2 separate regions of the Mus musculus genome follow, and region 2 is linked to region 1. A link is a loop called in an ENCODE intact Hi-C map of the cell type or tissue named here. Cell type or tissue: heart. All regions are shown on one strand.

The links. Peaks named below come from ENCODE experiments on the same cell type or tissue, not always from the same donor. Only the 100,000 strongest peaks of a DNase experiment are listed, where the experiment ranks them.
Region 2: it touches region 1 in a loop (5-fold over the local background); 37 of 42 quality-filtered maps call a loop at or near these places.

Annotation. Positions count from the first base shown.
Region 1 is chr8:11,250,366-11,258,365 of GRCm38, forward strand. All of the region lies in intron 2 of Col4a1 (collagen, type IV, alpha 1), which reads right to left. Among named protein-coding and RNA genes, the nearest start is that of Gm32709, 6.9 kb to the right of the region's middle. In heart, no CTCF peak of the experiment used is centred here; DNase peaks (open chromatin) are centred at 26, 1,986, 2,136 and 3,326; H3K4me3 peaks cover 709 bases; H3K27ac peaks cover 3,255 bases.
Region 2 is chr8:11,388,883-11,396,882 of GRCm38, forward strand. All of the region lies in intron 4 of Col4a2 (collagen, type IV, alpha 2), which reads left to right. Among named protein-coding and RNA genes, the nearest start is that of Gm46030, 53 kb to the left of the region's middle. In heart, a CTCF peak has its summit at 4,113 (motif pointing left); DNase peaks (open chromatin) are centred at 4,119, 4,989, 6,089, 7,399 and 3 weaker places; H3K27ac peaks cover 4,585 bases.

The DNA.
Region 1 (8,000 bases):
TGTGACCACCCTTAAGCTCAAGGCCAAGCACAAAGTGGGGGAGGAAGACCCCCTTGTCATCCAGTTCCCACAGTGTGCGACAAGCACCAAGGACAGGGTGGTCACAACTGACCACCACAACCATGGCTTTTCACCACGACAGTGAGCCAGCAACGCTGAAGGCAAGGATCTGAGGGTTCAGCTCAGCAACAGACCATTTCCCTAGCTTGTGGATCCCTGCATTCTCATCCCAGCAACGGAGGAAGGGAAGGGAGAGCCAGAAAGAGAAGCTTGTAAAATATTACACAAAAAAAATTCAATGCAACCACGCTTTGTGGCTTCATTGTTACAAGAAATTAATTATGTCAGTCATAGAGAGAGGAGTCTGTAGGTTTTCAGCACTGAGACAGTAGATGCCTGAAGAGACAGAGATGTTGGCCATCCTGATCTGACCTGACTGTCACACCAAATGCAGATGTCAATTATCCCACTTTGCCTAATAAGTATGTGCCAATATTAATAATAATAATTTTTAAAAACTCATCTTCTCTAGCCCCTAAAGTAATTTTAACTATAAATGGACTTCTAAAATTCAATCTGTATCTATAAAAAAAATTTTAAAAAAAGATTATACAACAAGGAACACCATTACGGCTATTTTCCCCAGTAAAACTTGGAACTTGAAGAGAGGAACAAAATGCCATTGTTTATGAAGATGAAGGGAGGCAGGCCTCAGAGTCATCTCGGGGCTGACACTAGCCATTCCAAATTAGGCTTGAAATAGAGTTTCATGCTGGAGGAACTTAAAATGTTTGCTTACCGTATTATCTACAGCAAGCACATAAAGATCCCGTAAAATGTGGAAAGAAAGGGTCCCTTTGTAATACCCAATCATGTCCCAGCCTCTTCCAACACTGCAAAAAGAGCTTAAGATTCAGCTCCCTCAAGTCTCAGCAAGAAAGTCAAATAGGAAGCAACTAGAACATGCGAGGTTGAAATAGTAGGGAATTTCTAAATTCAAGGAACAATTACCAAGTACAAAAACTAAAGGGAACATAAAATGTGCCTAAAATAAGTTATCATCAAAAACTCCTATTATCAAAAGCAATCACGATGGCCAGGGGTGGTGACTCTAATCCTAGCACTTAGGAAGCTGAAGCAGGAGGATGGATGCTAGTTTTAGGGTAGCCTGGGCTATGTAGTGAGTTTATTCTGAATGATGAATTAAAATTCTGTGTCTACAGTGTTGATCTAGGGAGCTGTAGATATGGTTCAGTGGTGAAGAGCACTGGCTGCTCTTGCAGAGACACAGGTTTGGTTCATGGCAGCTCACAACCAGCTGTAACTTGGGTTTGAGGAGATTAGATGCTCTGTTCTGGCTTCTGTGGATGCTGGGCACACATTTAGTGTACATACATGCATGCAGGCAAAGCATACTTCTGTACAAAATAGAACTGAAAGTATATCTTTTTAAATTTTAGCATGTATTATATTATGCTAAAGTTTAGCAAAATATTTTAAATGGATAAGTTGTGGCTGTTTTGAGGGTCAGCATGGAACCCTTGTCTCAGTGAGGCTTTCACGGTTTTGTTTTGTTTTGTTTTGTTTACATTTTAAACAATAGGATCATGGATCTTCAAGGGAACCACAGCACATGCAAAAATGTTTGCTCACACCTGAAACAAAACCTGGGTAAGAGGATCTCCGTGTGTTTTCACAGAAAATAGAGGGAATCCGATGGCCAACACAAATTAAAGCTTGGGATGCACCCTCTACACCTTCTTTGAAGAAGTTATTCAGCTAGTGTTTGGCACACATCAACACTAGAGACAGGATTCTGAGATAAACAACAGCACAACACACCCCACCCAAGGAACGGAAAATCCCAGGCAGAATACAACCCAGGTCCCTGGCACAAGCCCTTGAGGCCCCATTAGCACCTGGCTGATGCCTCTGTCCCAAGCTAAATAGCAACAGAAAAATCTCTGTTCTGGACGTGATCCTGAGCCAGCTGTGTCCTGCTGTCATCTAGTTCCCTGAGATGTCACTTCCCAAGCAAGACTGAACATAACTGAGACATAAAAGCCATGAGATTTGGCCCATAGCAACCAGGGCATGTGCTTAGTGGGAAGCGATTTGGGATGCTGGGTCATGGTCAATTCGGGGGACCATGATCTATAGGGACCATAGTCAATGGGGGAACCATGGCACTTAGCCAAAATTCCACAAGTTCAATCCCTTGAGCCTAGCCAGAGAGGCATCCGCAGGACCATATCCGGAATGTGATAGTGCTGGGAAAGTTGTGGGCAGGCTGCAATCTGTGTCACCAGGTCACGGAAAAGCTCCTGTGTCGGGGCCCCTCTGGGAGCTCCCTGCATGCCTTCTGCTTGACACTGTACTGATGCAGGGAGAGGGGACAGGACCCACACAGTGAGACAAGGGAAGGGCCTCTTGAGTCAGGGTAGCTCTTCAGTTCTGTTTTCCACCATGAATTGAATGTAGCAGGGGAGAAGTTTCCACTGAACTGCTGTTAAGTGTCAGTCCTACCACTGCCAGCTCACACCTCACACATTGCTACAACGTTAACTCTGGGGCTCAGAGCAGCAAAAGGTAGAGAGGAGACATAGTAAATAGTCATGATGACGGAACAGCTACAAAAAAATTGCAGAAATTTTTTTAGGCTATAAAAACCCAATTTTCCTCCTCATCGTTTGAAAAAAAATGCAAAACACTTTCTGAAGAGCTAACACTCGCTCAACACAAGAATAACCAAGTGCGGTAAATAACCTCTTCTCACAGACGACTCGAGACTTTCCCATGAAGCCTATCCAACAGCAAATGTGACTTCACTGATGGAGGGGAAGCAGCAGCAGAATGGAGCGCTGGCAAGTCACTGGCAGGAAAAGAAAACGATTTCCAAGTCCTCCTCCGCGGAGGAGATGCAGACATCTCACACTAGTTGGAGGGCAGTTCTCTGTGGTATCTTTCAGAGTTTCTGTTCTAAGTCACTCTCTGGAGCATGCATGGTTTTATATTAGAAAGTAAGACCTATGCTGGCCTCCTGTCTCTAGACTCACCGGGAGTCTTGGGCACTTTCCTAACTGGCCAGGACATCTCACATCTGCGGAGTGTCTCTGCCTCAGCCTTGGCTTCTTTCTTCCCATTCCCTCTTGGCCCTCTGACCTAGGTAGCTTCAGGAAAGTGCTATCCACTCCTTGGACACACAAGAGGACCCCAGCCAGATGTCTGCTCCCTGGAGAAGAATTGTAGACCCAGGAGATTTCAGGAACCTGTGGTCTCTCATGGGCAGCTGGTCCTCTGCAGCTCTTAGTCTGGCCACCAGGGGGAGAGCTTGGTCTACATGTGCTGGGCAGATCCTCTGGGCTGTTACTGTAGCAAGAGTGTATCAAACAGGTGTGATGGCAAGCCCTGAAATCCCTGTACTCAAAAGGCAGAGGCAGGGGGATGAGGAGTCCAAGGTCAGCCTGGGCTACATGGGATCCCAGCTCACCTCTGTGTATATGCACGCTGTATGTGTGTGTGCCCATTCAAGTAGGCACAACAGAGAGAAATAAGCTTAACAGAGGTCTAAGAGATAGAATTGTCTAGAAAAAAAAGCTTTAATTGGAATGGAAAATTTATGAAATTAAGTATGAAATGGATAGCCTAAATATTGGGGCTATGAGGTGACCAAGACCTTTGACTGTAGAAACAATATGAACTGCGAATTCTTCTGGTTATATTAGTGAATATTGGTTTTGCTGAATGAAGACAGCCACTTCTCCCAGTCCCTACTCTTTCCTCCCCTTCTGCCTGCTGGTCCCTTTCACTTGCATCGTGGGCATGTTCCAGTTTGAATTGCATATGGCCCAGAAAGAAATTAAATCCTGCAAACAGGCACAAAGAGGACAAGAGTGAGCTGTTGAGTCCACTGTGGGGGCTCACCACACTGCCAGCAAATCAGACTCAAAGGTTTGCCTTTGGCTCCCTTCCCTGGGCTATAGAAAACCTATGCCTTAAGGTAATCTCATCCACTCTCCTGGCACTTGCCAACTGTAAAGTGTGTGGTGGTGGTGGTGGTGGTGGTGGTGGTGGTGGTGGTGGTGGTGGTGGTGGGGATCCAACCAATCTTCAGTAGCTTCCAGAGAGGTGGTGACATGAACCACAATGCTAACAGCTTATCAACATGAGCACTTCTGAAGCTTAGAGCTATTAGTATGACCTCTACCTGCTCCTCCCCTACAGACTTAAACATACAAGCCAGGCACAGAGGTTCACAGCCAGCACCCAAGGCAAGAGAAATGCTACAAGTACAAGGCCAGCCAGAGTTACACAATGAGCTGCGGGCCAACCTAGGATATGAAGTGTTGGCAAAAAAATGAATTAATAATTGACCAAATAAACGAATATTCTTTTAAAACAGGAAAGCAATAGACCTACAAGGTGCTCAATGACAGGTTGGGAACTTTCCTAGCTGTGGCCCTGAGGCATAACAGCAAGTCAGGGCTGAATCAGGTAACTGGGGCCAACAGAAGTTAGGGGACTTATATGCACAGAACTAAACAAGACCCAGGGTTAACAATAAACCAGGGTTAAGCACCACCAAATAAGTAGCAGTTGTATTCTACTTGCTTTGCTTGTCCTGATTTGTAGCCGCCATCCCAAGCTCTTCACCTAGCGGCACACGGCTCCCTGCTGGGCCTTCTGTGTGGGCAGGTAATAGCATCAGGTGCTACAGCAAGTTCACCCCACACAGGAAGTCACTCTGGGGACACCAAGCCACACAGCAAGGAAGCACCCACGGTGTAGACAGTGAAGTGGTGCTGCAAGGTACTGGCCTGCCACCGTTCGGACACTCAGGTTAGTGTCCCTTTAGCCCTCAGTCCAGGGGTCACTTAAGTATCCCTTCTCTGTGACTTGACCTGTTGGTGTCTTTTGTTACTAATTCCACTAGGATCCTTTTTTTTTTTTTTTAAATGAAGGCTGTCCTTGAAGGATGAGGTAGAGTTGAGAGGTATGCAGGACGTGCTCCTGACCTGGGCAACACGTGATGATGGTCTCGAGGGCTGCAAAGATCAGCCATGATGTCACACCGTGCTGGCAATGTGACTGCCCTGCCTCTTTTTCCAAGTTCCAAGAAAAGATCAAAATTCTATGCTCTGGCTTGATGGGGAGTTTGGGGAGGGGCTGAGAGTTCAGAACATAGATAATGGATAATAAGATTTCACAGGGGTTGGCTCTTTTTTGAGCTCAGAAAGAAAAAAAAATCGTTTGCCCATAAAGATAAGTTTTCTTATTGTCTTCATTATCTCTGAATCAACAGTTTAAAGACCTATTCTCTCCACTAATGGGAAGTTTGAGAAGTACCCTCTGCTCCTAAGCAGCCCTTGGAGGGTGAAGATGCTGTTAACTTGAGAGTGCACGTGGGTGTGACGGGACCTTAAACAAAACCAGGACAGATAAATGTCAGGAAATGCCACAGTCTGGCCATGGACTATTTTTTTTTTTTGTCTGTGGTAACAAAAATATGAACAATACAAATGAAGTACTCAGACAAGCTAGGCTTGGTCCACGCACCCCGTAACCCTAGCACTCAGAATCCGGGGAGGAGAATCCGGAGTTCAAGGATACAGGAAACAGACTCAAAAAGGGGGCGGGGGAGGGGCTGAGGAGGGAAGGGAAGGGAAGGGAAGAGAAGATCCTGAGTGTAAAAACTATAACTAATAATATAAGCACATAAGACAGTCTTCAAAGTTAAATATGAGGGACTTTCCAAGATACCCTCAAAACTAAATTAGGACATATAAAATGTTTACTAGAAAAAAATGAGAAAATAAATAAAGCAAAAGATGCAGATGAAGAGCCTAGCTTTCCAAGCCTGACTGACAAGGACAGAGATCTGTGGTCCGGTGAGTAGGCCCCGGAAGTCTGACTTGGTTTTCTCTCATTACTTGCTCTAATGGGGAAAGAACTTCAACAAGAATCAGAAGAGCCTGGTCTTGGCTCCAATACCAACTATTTGGATTCTCCAAAAGTCCGTTTCCCAGTGAGTAGATAGGCATCAGTGGTCCGAGGGTCAACTCTGATCAAGAATTAGTTACTTCCTGTGTGCCGGGCCACCACACACCAATGCATCCTCTAACAAGGTCTGAGGACTCAGGTTGCAGCCCACATGCATCTGGTGGCACACAGCTTGGTGCCCGTCCTTAACCTCCCTTCCTCACCAAGCCACCAGGCAAGTATCAGCCCTGGGCCCATCTCCCCTTGGGATCCAGCGTAGTTTCAAACCCCACTAACCACATAAAGGGCTTCTCCAAATGGCAAAAGAAAAATGAGACCCTGTCCATTAACACAGGGTCGCCTTGGCCGAGCTTGGGAATTCATAGAGACCAACCTCATGACCGTGGGAAGCCATTGTCTAATGGACTCCAGCCAGTACATACAGGGATTTATTTTAGCCTGTTTTCACTAAACATCACAGCTCCTTCAAAGTACAACTACCCAAACAAAGAAACAAAACAAGGAGCCGAACTTCTGTATTATTTTGCTTGGGGTCAAAAAAAATCTTGATTTAAATGTAAGTGCAGAGGAAGATGACCAGACACTGTAAAATACAGTCCATGAGGAAAGGCCTCAGAGTCTGAAGGTTTTCCTCAGCTGGCCATTTCAGTGCAGCTCAGACTGGACACAGATGGTTTTAGAAGCTCAAGTGAAGCATGCTTAAAGCCAGGCTGTGATCCAATTATTTAAACCATCATCATAATAATAACTTAGATTTACTCTTTATGCCATTTTTACTAGGGCCTATTTCATAGAGGTTTGTAAAGTCATACTAAATTTATAGTATCGTTTCCTGCTTTTATGTCCTTAATTGCCTAATACTGATAGATTAGAATGTTAAGTTCCTTGGCTCAGAACCAAGACGCGGGAAACAAATTTCATTAACGTTTGCTAATTATGAGGCCGTAACTTTCCCACGGAACTAAGTATAGATGGTACAGTATATAAAACCACAACATTCTCCCATGTAATTTGCTATTTTAACAATAACAACAGCAAAAGATTAGAGAGCAGATGACCAAGCCCAGCTGTGTGAGAGACGGGGCAGGGAGGGGTGGAAGCTGGCACAGAGCACCGAGGCTTGCCAGCACACTGCCCACTCGAAGGTGTCAAGGTCGGAAAGAGATGAAGTAGCTGAGGAGACTCATAAGCCAAGCACCCAAATGACTCCCCATGTCTCCCAGGTATACAGTTGTTCACCCTGTGGCAATCCTGAGCTCACACATAGAAGTCCAAACCAACAGAGGCCTGTCCATCCTGCACAGAGTCCTCAGAGACCCCCACAGCTACACCCAGGCATAGAGAAAGGACAAGCTCACCCACCCTGTCCTTGAATGGCTACTACATAAAGTATGTGATTAAGCGCCTCGCTATGATAACTTCAGGAGCAAAATGCTGGACAGAGTACAGATTGTCCTGAGCCTGTGCACATATGTCATTGTGCAAACAAATGCCCTTAGGCAGCCCAATTTAATCTGCACTAGGTGCTCATGTTGCTTGAAGCAATGGACAATATGCATAAGGTTCGAAATATAAGCTGTTTAGAAGTCTAGACCATTTCTAGGCATCAGCTGGGCTAACTCTGTCTGTCTATCTCTATCTCTATCTACCTATCTGCCAGTCTTGTCTGTCTGTCTGCCAGTCTGTCTGTCTGTCTCTATCTCTATCTATTTACCTATCTGCCAATCTATCTATCTCTATCTCTACCTATTTATCTATCTCTATCTCTGTCTGTCTCCCCCCACCTTTTCTCTGTCTTGGCCATTGAGAGAGTCCTGCCCTAGAGAAGGCATGTGTACAGTTCCAGGCTGGGATGAGCAAACAAAAGATACACACTGGTCTGAGAACATGCACCCACAAATTCCCAGGTCACTAGGCAAGGGAAATGGCCATGCCCGGCCCCATGCTCATGAGCTCAAACCCCCTTCTCTTCAGCTCCTGATCCTTATCTAAGAAACTTC
Region 2 (8,000 bases), 140 kb after region 1:
GGAGTGAGGACGGAGCAGTGACAAGGGGACGCTTCCGGGGCGTTACAGGCACTAAAGGAGGGAGCACACAGGTGGATATAAATAGACAGGATCCATGTCAAATAGCTAGCCAAGTTGACTTTGCAACCACAACAGCCCCACCCCCAAGCGTGTGGTCCAGGCACTGCACTGGCCCCCTCAAGATGCAAAACAGGCACAGAAGGGGTTTCATAGGGAAGTGTAAGATCAGCTAAGAAACTAGGTGCAGATCAAAGAGGGCTTATCCCAATATCATCTCAGAGAAGAAGCAAGGAGCGACCTTTTCAGGAAGAAAGATGTGTTCACAACATCAGGGCATCGTTAGAAACCATCAAAATACTCAAGGAACGCCATGGGTTCTGTAGTGGCACAGGTTTAAGGTAAGCGTAACACAAGAGTGCCCTTGACTTCTAGACCAGGGAGTTGTCCAGGCAAGGCAAAGGAGAAGCTCGCTAACGGGTTATTAGGACCCAGAGGAGAGGACAAGAGAGACGGACAGACTGGGGAAACACAGGACAGCAGCTACAGTGAAGCATGCTGGGTCCTTGGATTTAAGCCAAATGCTAGCAGTGTCTCTACTTGTCCAGAATTGGACTCCAGAATTGGGAGAAAGAAGGGTTACGGCAGGACAATGGTGCCGGAGGGAATTTAGACGTTCTGTGGTTAGGGATCTGCGGATGCTTGGGCAGAGTCCAGGAGAAGGGTAGGACATGGAGAGTGAGGTGAGGTGTCCTACCAGGGCTTCTGACAAGAACTGAGTTTGGCTAACTCCAGAGATACCTCTGATGGCCCTGAGCCAGCACCCAGGAGAAATGCCCGTTTAAGGAGGAGGACTGTGGAACAGGGTAAAAGCCCTCAGCTTGAGAACATTTGCCTCCTTCATAGGAGAGTTTGATCCAAGGAACTCCAAGAGCCAGCTCTCCCTGGCTCAAGTTATAGATGGGAGAGAGGAAGTGGCTTTGGAAGGTGTCTGGGCCATATCTGAATGAGGAGCCTGTGAGCCCCACAGAACGAGGACTCACAGTCACAGCTGGCCATGGGACATCAGGGGAGTCATGGGTCCACTGCTCTCCACACTTCTGCCATCTTAGCTTTCCTGTGAGCATGATTGGTGTCCCCAGCATGCCAGCCTAGCCAAGCTGACCTCGCTGGACCATCCTTGGGAATTGGGATGGAGCTGCCTAGGAATGAATGGCTGTTCTCATGCAGACAGGCTCCTGCCCCATTGCACAGCAAGTTAAGACACAGCAGGGAACCCCGAGGACATGGAGCTGAGGACAGGCACACACACGTGCATGTGTGCTCACACATGTCGTGAATATGTACGCTCTTGTAGAAACAGTCTCCTTAAGAGGCTTAGGTCATTTGGGAAGGATATCCCAAATGCCAAGGAAAACCAACATCTGTAATGGAAATCCTGCCTGAGGTCCATAGTGCACCATCTCCCTGGCTGCTCACTAAGGAAGTCAGGTGGCCTCATCTTGATCACGGGGAGGTTACCAACCTTTACAGACCTCAGGAGGATGAGCTGTGTTCAGTGTCTACTGCCATTTCATTGAAGAAAATTGCTATTCTTCTTCATATATATATATATATATATATATATATATATATATATTCCATTTAAGGCCGAGCACAACCATGTGATAACTCCAGTTCCAAGGGATCAGACACTCTCTTTTGGTCTCAGGAGCACCATGATCTGAAGTGGTGCACAGACAGACATACATATAGGCAAAACACCCGTGCACATAAAAGATAAAATAATGAAGAATTTAAGTGTCATTAGAGGAAAGGATTGGTGGAGAGCCCGAGATGGCTCAGCAGTTAGCACCAGCTGTTCTTGCATGGGAATCTGGATTCTTCCCTTCCCAGAATCCTCGTGGCTGCTCACAACAGTCTGTAACTCCAGTTCTGAGGGGTTCACCAGTCTTGGGGGGCAGGGGGTCTCCTCGGGCACTGCATGTGAATACATTCATATATGGAGGCAGATAAAACACTCATACATATAAAAGTAGATAAAGTCTTTAGAAAGTAAAAGGGTGTCGATGGGGCTCAGTCAATAAAGTGCTTGCCCTGAATTCAGAACCACATCCAACCCCCAGTTCCTACTGTGGTGTCAGGAAGATCAGAAGTTCAGTCATCCATTGCTACAGGGTGAGTTTGAGGCCACCCTGAGCTACACAAAACACTGTCTCCAAGGAAGAAGGAAGGGGGGGGTTGTCATGCCTCCTGAGTCATTCTCTGGATTGCAGAAGGATGTCACTGGGTCTCCTGTCTGCATAACTGATCCATGCATTAGCTTCCCACAGACTGAGATGGGAGGTAGAGCTCCTATGGTCTGTGTTTATTCAGGATACGTGTTCAGTGACATCAGAAGGGTCATCCTAGATGAGAATCCGAGGGAGGAAGTGCAGAGACACCAGACTCACTTACAGAACCGTAGTCCTGTAAGCTTAGCCTCTTAATCACTGTCCAGAAGACACGCTTAACCTGAAGGCTGCGACAGTGTCATAGGAGAGGGGGGTACCCCAAGGACCACCTCAAGGACTGGCAGGTCTTATCTTAGGACTCCTCCCAAAGAGTAGATCCTTCTAAAGGTGCAAGGAAGAAAGGCTGTGTGTGATGTTGTGTGATCTGATGTGGACTGTCTGCCTTTGACCTTCCCAGAATTGAACGTCAACGGTTAGGGCTGGAGTGTAGCCCAGTGGCAAAATACTTGCTTAACATATACAAGGATGTGGGTTCTGACTCCAGCAAGGGGTGGGACTGGGACTGGGAATGTGGCTCCATTGGTAGCTTGTTTCCCTAGCATGCACAAGGCCCTGTGTTGGGTTCCCAGCACTGCAGAAACTGGGCATGGGGCTCATACTTGTAATCCCAGGGCGGGTAGATGCTGGAGGATTAGAAGCCCAAGATCATTCTTGGCTAGGTAACAATTTGAGACTAGTCTGAGCTAGAAACCCTGTCTAAAAAAATAAGAGCAAACCAAATATACTAACAAAGCCCTTCAGAGGCCACATGGGTATGAGATAAAAGAGACAGAGAACTCCAGAGCTGTTCCAGAAGCGTCCTTAGGCCCTTTAGGGCTGCAGTCAGCACCTCCCTGGTGAGGTGAGGTCTCTTGGTAGGAGGTATTCTCAAGCTTTTCTTTCCAAGTGCCATTCATGTGCCTTATGGTGGCTCCTCCACCTCCCAGCACGGAGTTCTGGCCATTCAAAGACCACAACATCCTGCCTTCTCAGATAGGGTGTGGTGGTCAAGTGACATGAACAGTCATCACCGATGCCTCGGCCACCCACAGACTTTCCTCCCAGTCCATCGTCTGTGGTCCATCTCCTAGCCTCTCCACCTCAGAAGTCACTTTTATACCCTTTTATCTTGTCCCTAATCCATATCGCCACCAGCTCTGTTCTGTTCTGCTCTTCTTCCCCCATACCTGTCCTGCCTTGCCTGGCTTCACACCTGAGTCCCTTTCTACAGGAGCATGCCCCAGGCTGCCAGTGGGTTTCCAGAACCACATGGCCATCTCCGGTGAGAGCTCACTCTCTCGGAATGTACAAGGCTGGTTGGCCACACCCCCCACCTCAGTTTCCCTCAGAGAATGAGCATAGTGACAATATGTGTCCTGAGTTTTACAGGAATTAAAATCTAATGTGTTAACAAAGGTGGAAATGGCTCTTAGCAAAGATCCAAGGCTGTTAGGTATGTGCTGACTCAGTCCTGGGGAGGAATTCATTCTAATGTCACTTGAAGTCATTGTTGCAAGTGCTGTCAGGGTAAGCATGGGAGCAGGCTCCCAGTGTCAGTAGTTGGCATACTTTACTTTAACAAGATTAAAAGACAGATTATGAGTTATTGACTTAATTACTCTAAGAGAAGTGGGGTATGATAGCCCCTTGGACTAACTGGAATTAGGCAATCACAGTTTTCCTTGGGATTATCCCCAAGGGAGGTTAACAAATAAGGGACTTGCCCTCTGTTCCCTAGAGCTGAGTCATGTGACCCTGGAAAGACTCAAAACTTTCAAGCCAGAGGACAGGTTTCCTAACTTCGCCTGCAGGCTGAGAATGACTGCCACCTGGTGTTGGCTACTGGAACTGCACTATTATCCCCCTTGGCCCTGTTCCTTCCACCAGGAATGTTGATTTCATTTCAAATTTTCAAAACTGAGATATCCAGTAAACATTAAAATTATTTCCTTTTTAGGCTTTTACAGACTTCTGTCAATACACACCCCTTTTCCTCTACAACTTTTGACCCCCTGTGAACCACAGCGGTCCCACTAAGGTCCTACCCATTGCTAAGCATGTTCAAGTTCAGCTCAGTCATGCTTAAAGCAGCCAGGTTCAGACATTACCGGCCTGAGCTTTCTGGAGGAGGAACACCCAGCATTCCAGAGCCTGCCTCACCCGCGCCTTGGCTGCCCACGATATTTCATTATCTAATCAGATGCTGAGCAGGGTCTGATACTCAGGCCTCCTTCCATGAGCCTGGGTGGTCTCCTTGATGACTTCATCATGAGGGCCCGGGGAGCATTCTGTCTGCTGTGTAGACAGAGAAGCCAAACCCTCTAAGGAGCCAACAATCAGCAGTTCCCCGGGGCAGTGCAGGGCTAAGACAAGACTTTCCTGAATGGCTCCAGGGGACTACAGAACTGAATGGGGCTGGGACAGTAAGGGTGGCAGCCTTCTCTGAAGGGCAGCGCCCCCTCGGTTGAACCTCAGAAACTGTGATGTTACTATAGTGGTCTTCAAAGGGGTTCAGGCTAAGGATGTAGCTCAGTGGCGAAGCTCTTACCTCGCACACGCCAGACTCTGGGCTCAAGCCTCAAAAACCACAAAAAAAAAAAAAAAAAAAAAAAAAAAAAACAGAAGGAAAGTGTTCTAAAAATAGAACTAGGGGTGAATTGGGAGGACTGTGAGTGAGGCAGAGCCAGATATGTGAGCAGCCAGCCATTCGGCAGACGGTTTGTGGAGCAAGAGGTGAGAGCCAGATGCTGGGAACTGCTTAGGAGAGACGATTAAGGGAGCCGGGCCACCAGGCCACCACTGTAGGCTCACAAGTGTCAGGCATCAGCAGGAGGTTTAATAGGAGCCTGACAGGGAGTCCCTCCTCTAGTTCAGGACAGACTTGGCTAGTTTAGAGCCTTTTTATTTTCAGCAGAATTTGGAGGATCAAACTTTTTAATCTTCTCCACTATTTTGTTTGGTGGTGTGTGTGTGTGTGTATGTGTGTGTGTGTGTGTCTAAGAAATTTTTTACAAGCCCAAAGTCTCAGTGTTTTCTTCTACCCGTTTTGCAGGTGGGAGCTGCGGATTGGTTTAGCTTTATTATTTCTCTCTCTCTCATTTGAGTCTGAGCCACTACAAGTGGATGTCCCTGAGTTGGGTCCTGGGAGTAAAAGCTGAATGTCTGCTTCAACGTGTGTGGATTTAATTAATTAACTAATCAATTGTGGGGGAGGGGCTCACGTGTGCCTTTGTGTGTGTATGGAGGTCAGAGGACAACTTTTGGGCATCAGTTCTCTCCCTCCCCCATGTGCGTCCCGGGTCCGGAACTCAGACCATCCATCTTCAGAGCAATCTCCTCTACCAGCTGAGCCATCTCACCAAGCCAGACGCCATTTGCTTTTTAACCACAATCTGTTAAATAGCTTTGGAAAGTAGCTCTCAGTCTCTTGTGTCACGTACTGTTAGGTGGGTACTCTCTCGTTTCCCTTGCAGGTGACATAACACGTCCACACACGTGAACCGTCACCCTCATGAACAGTAGACAGTTCCAAATCCTAGGGCACAGAACACGTGTCCTGGATCCTGAAGGAGCCCTTTCTGCCATCATGGACATCTTGTGAATTCGCCAGTGTATGCCATCAGCTTGCAGAAATTCATTAGGACTTAGGAATTCCCCAGGATCGTCAAGAGTCGTGGTCTACTGCCCTCAGAGGAAGGGAGAGTCTGCAAGGGGCTGGGGAGGGTAGGAGGGTCTGGGGCTGGTGCCCATGAAAGGTGAGGCAGGAAGAGTCGGTTTAGGAAGGAGAGGGGATTTCCTACCATTCATCCTTTGCGTCACTGGGAGTCTATTCTGCTCTACCCGGAAAGGCTGCAGCCAGATTGAACATCCTGGTGTGCAGGGGCCGGTTCTGTCCTTGGGGGTGGGTGTTTGGGCTTATCTGGCCTTTGTCCAAAATGTCCTGTCGCCTCTGCCTGCACACGTTCTGATGACACTTGGCCCCTTTTCCAGATGTAAACTTTTCCAAATTCGGGAGCATTCTCAGGAGCCTGGAATTCTAAGCACACCTCTTACTTAGCCATATAACTTAATAACATTGGCTTTGATTGGCCTTGCCGTCCACCAAAAATGACTTGTGACCAGGTACACACCAGGTGTGACTCCAGAAAGGGAATGATGGGGGGTCAAGCGGACAAATCCCTTATCCCATTTATTCTGTCTTCTAGGGATGTTTAATTAAAGTTAATGTTTAGCTGACATAATGGGGGTGTTTGTTTGTTTGTTTTTGGCTCTGCTTGACTCAATGAGCCAGACCTGTCTCTGAGCTAGAACTTAGTCCTAAGTTTCTTATTTTAAAGATAACTGTCTTCTCCCTTAAGGGCCATGTGGAGGGAAGTGTGGGACATGCTGTTATTCCGACAGCAATGCACACAAGAACCTAGGAATTGTGTGAGACAGAGATTCAGGGTTCCGGAGCCATGCCAGGGACAATGTACTTCTAGTAAATTCAGCATGAAGTTAGAATGATTCCACACGGAGACGCAGAGCGGAAAGAGGTGATCCAGGAGCCAGGCAGGCAGCCCGCAATGCTGGGCTTTTCTGAGCCCAGTTATGGCTCCTCCCGACTGGTACTCAGCATTTTGTCACGCCACAACCGTTGCTGCGTCTAAGCTTCTGGCAGGCCACTTCCTGCAGGTGCACAGTGGAGTGATGGTGTTCACTGTCCCACTCCCTAGGAGGCCCAGCCCTGTGGATAGAACGGGACAGGAGTGGAGGGTGCACACACAACCTTATAGGTCCTTTGAAAAGTGTCCCCAGGTTTGTAACATATATTCTGTGTCCCTGCAGTTTGGATGGGATGGGGGTGTGGGAGGAAGGAGATTTTCAAGGGCATAGCAGGAATTTGAAGAGCGTTGTAGATCTGGGAGTTCGGGGGTTGACATGTAGGCACGTGGAGTGGGCACCTTCTGTTGGGACAGCTTTATTTTTAACCTCTTTACACACAAGGAGAGGAAGAGATGGAAATAAGTGTTCTGAGCTGGACCTTTCCACACAGGACAGCAGTGGCTGATTAGCACAAAGGGAAACCCTCCTCACCTGTGTGTGCAGCTGCTCCTGGAACTCCACAGAGCACTTCCCCGCCGGGCAGGACATCCTGGGGAAAGCCCCAGCCTGCCTGCCGATCCAAACATACCTCCCAAGAGCACAGTGAGGCCGTGTGCCAACGCCTAGTTATCCCACAAGGCAGGGTTCAGCCTAGCAACAGGAGCTCCAGCCCCAGAGGTCAGGGGTCAGAACCCACATTCTCCCCAGACACACACACACACCGAGAAACGCAGCCTGGTCCATCATCAACTGTTCAAAATTGACAAGATTGGCTAGAGACACCGAAGAAGAAAGAACGTGTTAGCTAGGGTGAAGCAAAATTGGGGCATTTCTGGTAGGGCTGTGAACTGATCCAGCCACTGAGGGAAAAGTTTGGTCAGAAACTTAAATGTGTAATTGTCTGAGATCCACTGAGTCCTGGGAATTGGTACCAGAAACCTAGGAGGAACTCAGGCGGCAGTTTGATACACGTGCTGACAGCAAGACTGTTTGTTTATTTATTTATTCATCATTACACAAGTGGGCCAGTGAGATGGCTCAGCAAGGGGAGGTGATTGAAGTGAAACTAGGAGACCTGAGTTTGATACCCCAGGACCCATATGTAAAGATAAAAAGGGAGAACTAACCCCACTAAGTCCAGATCTC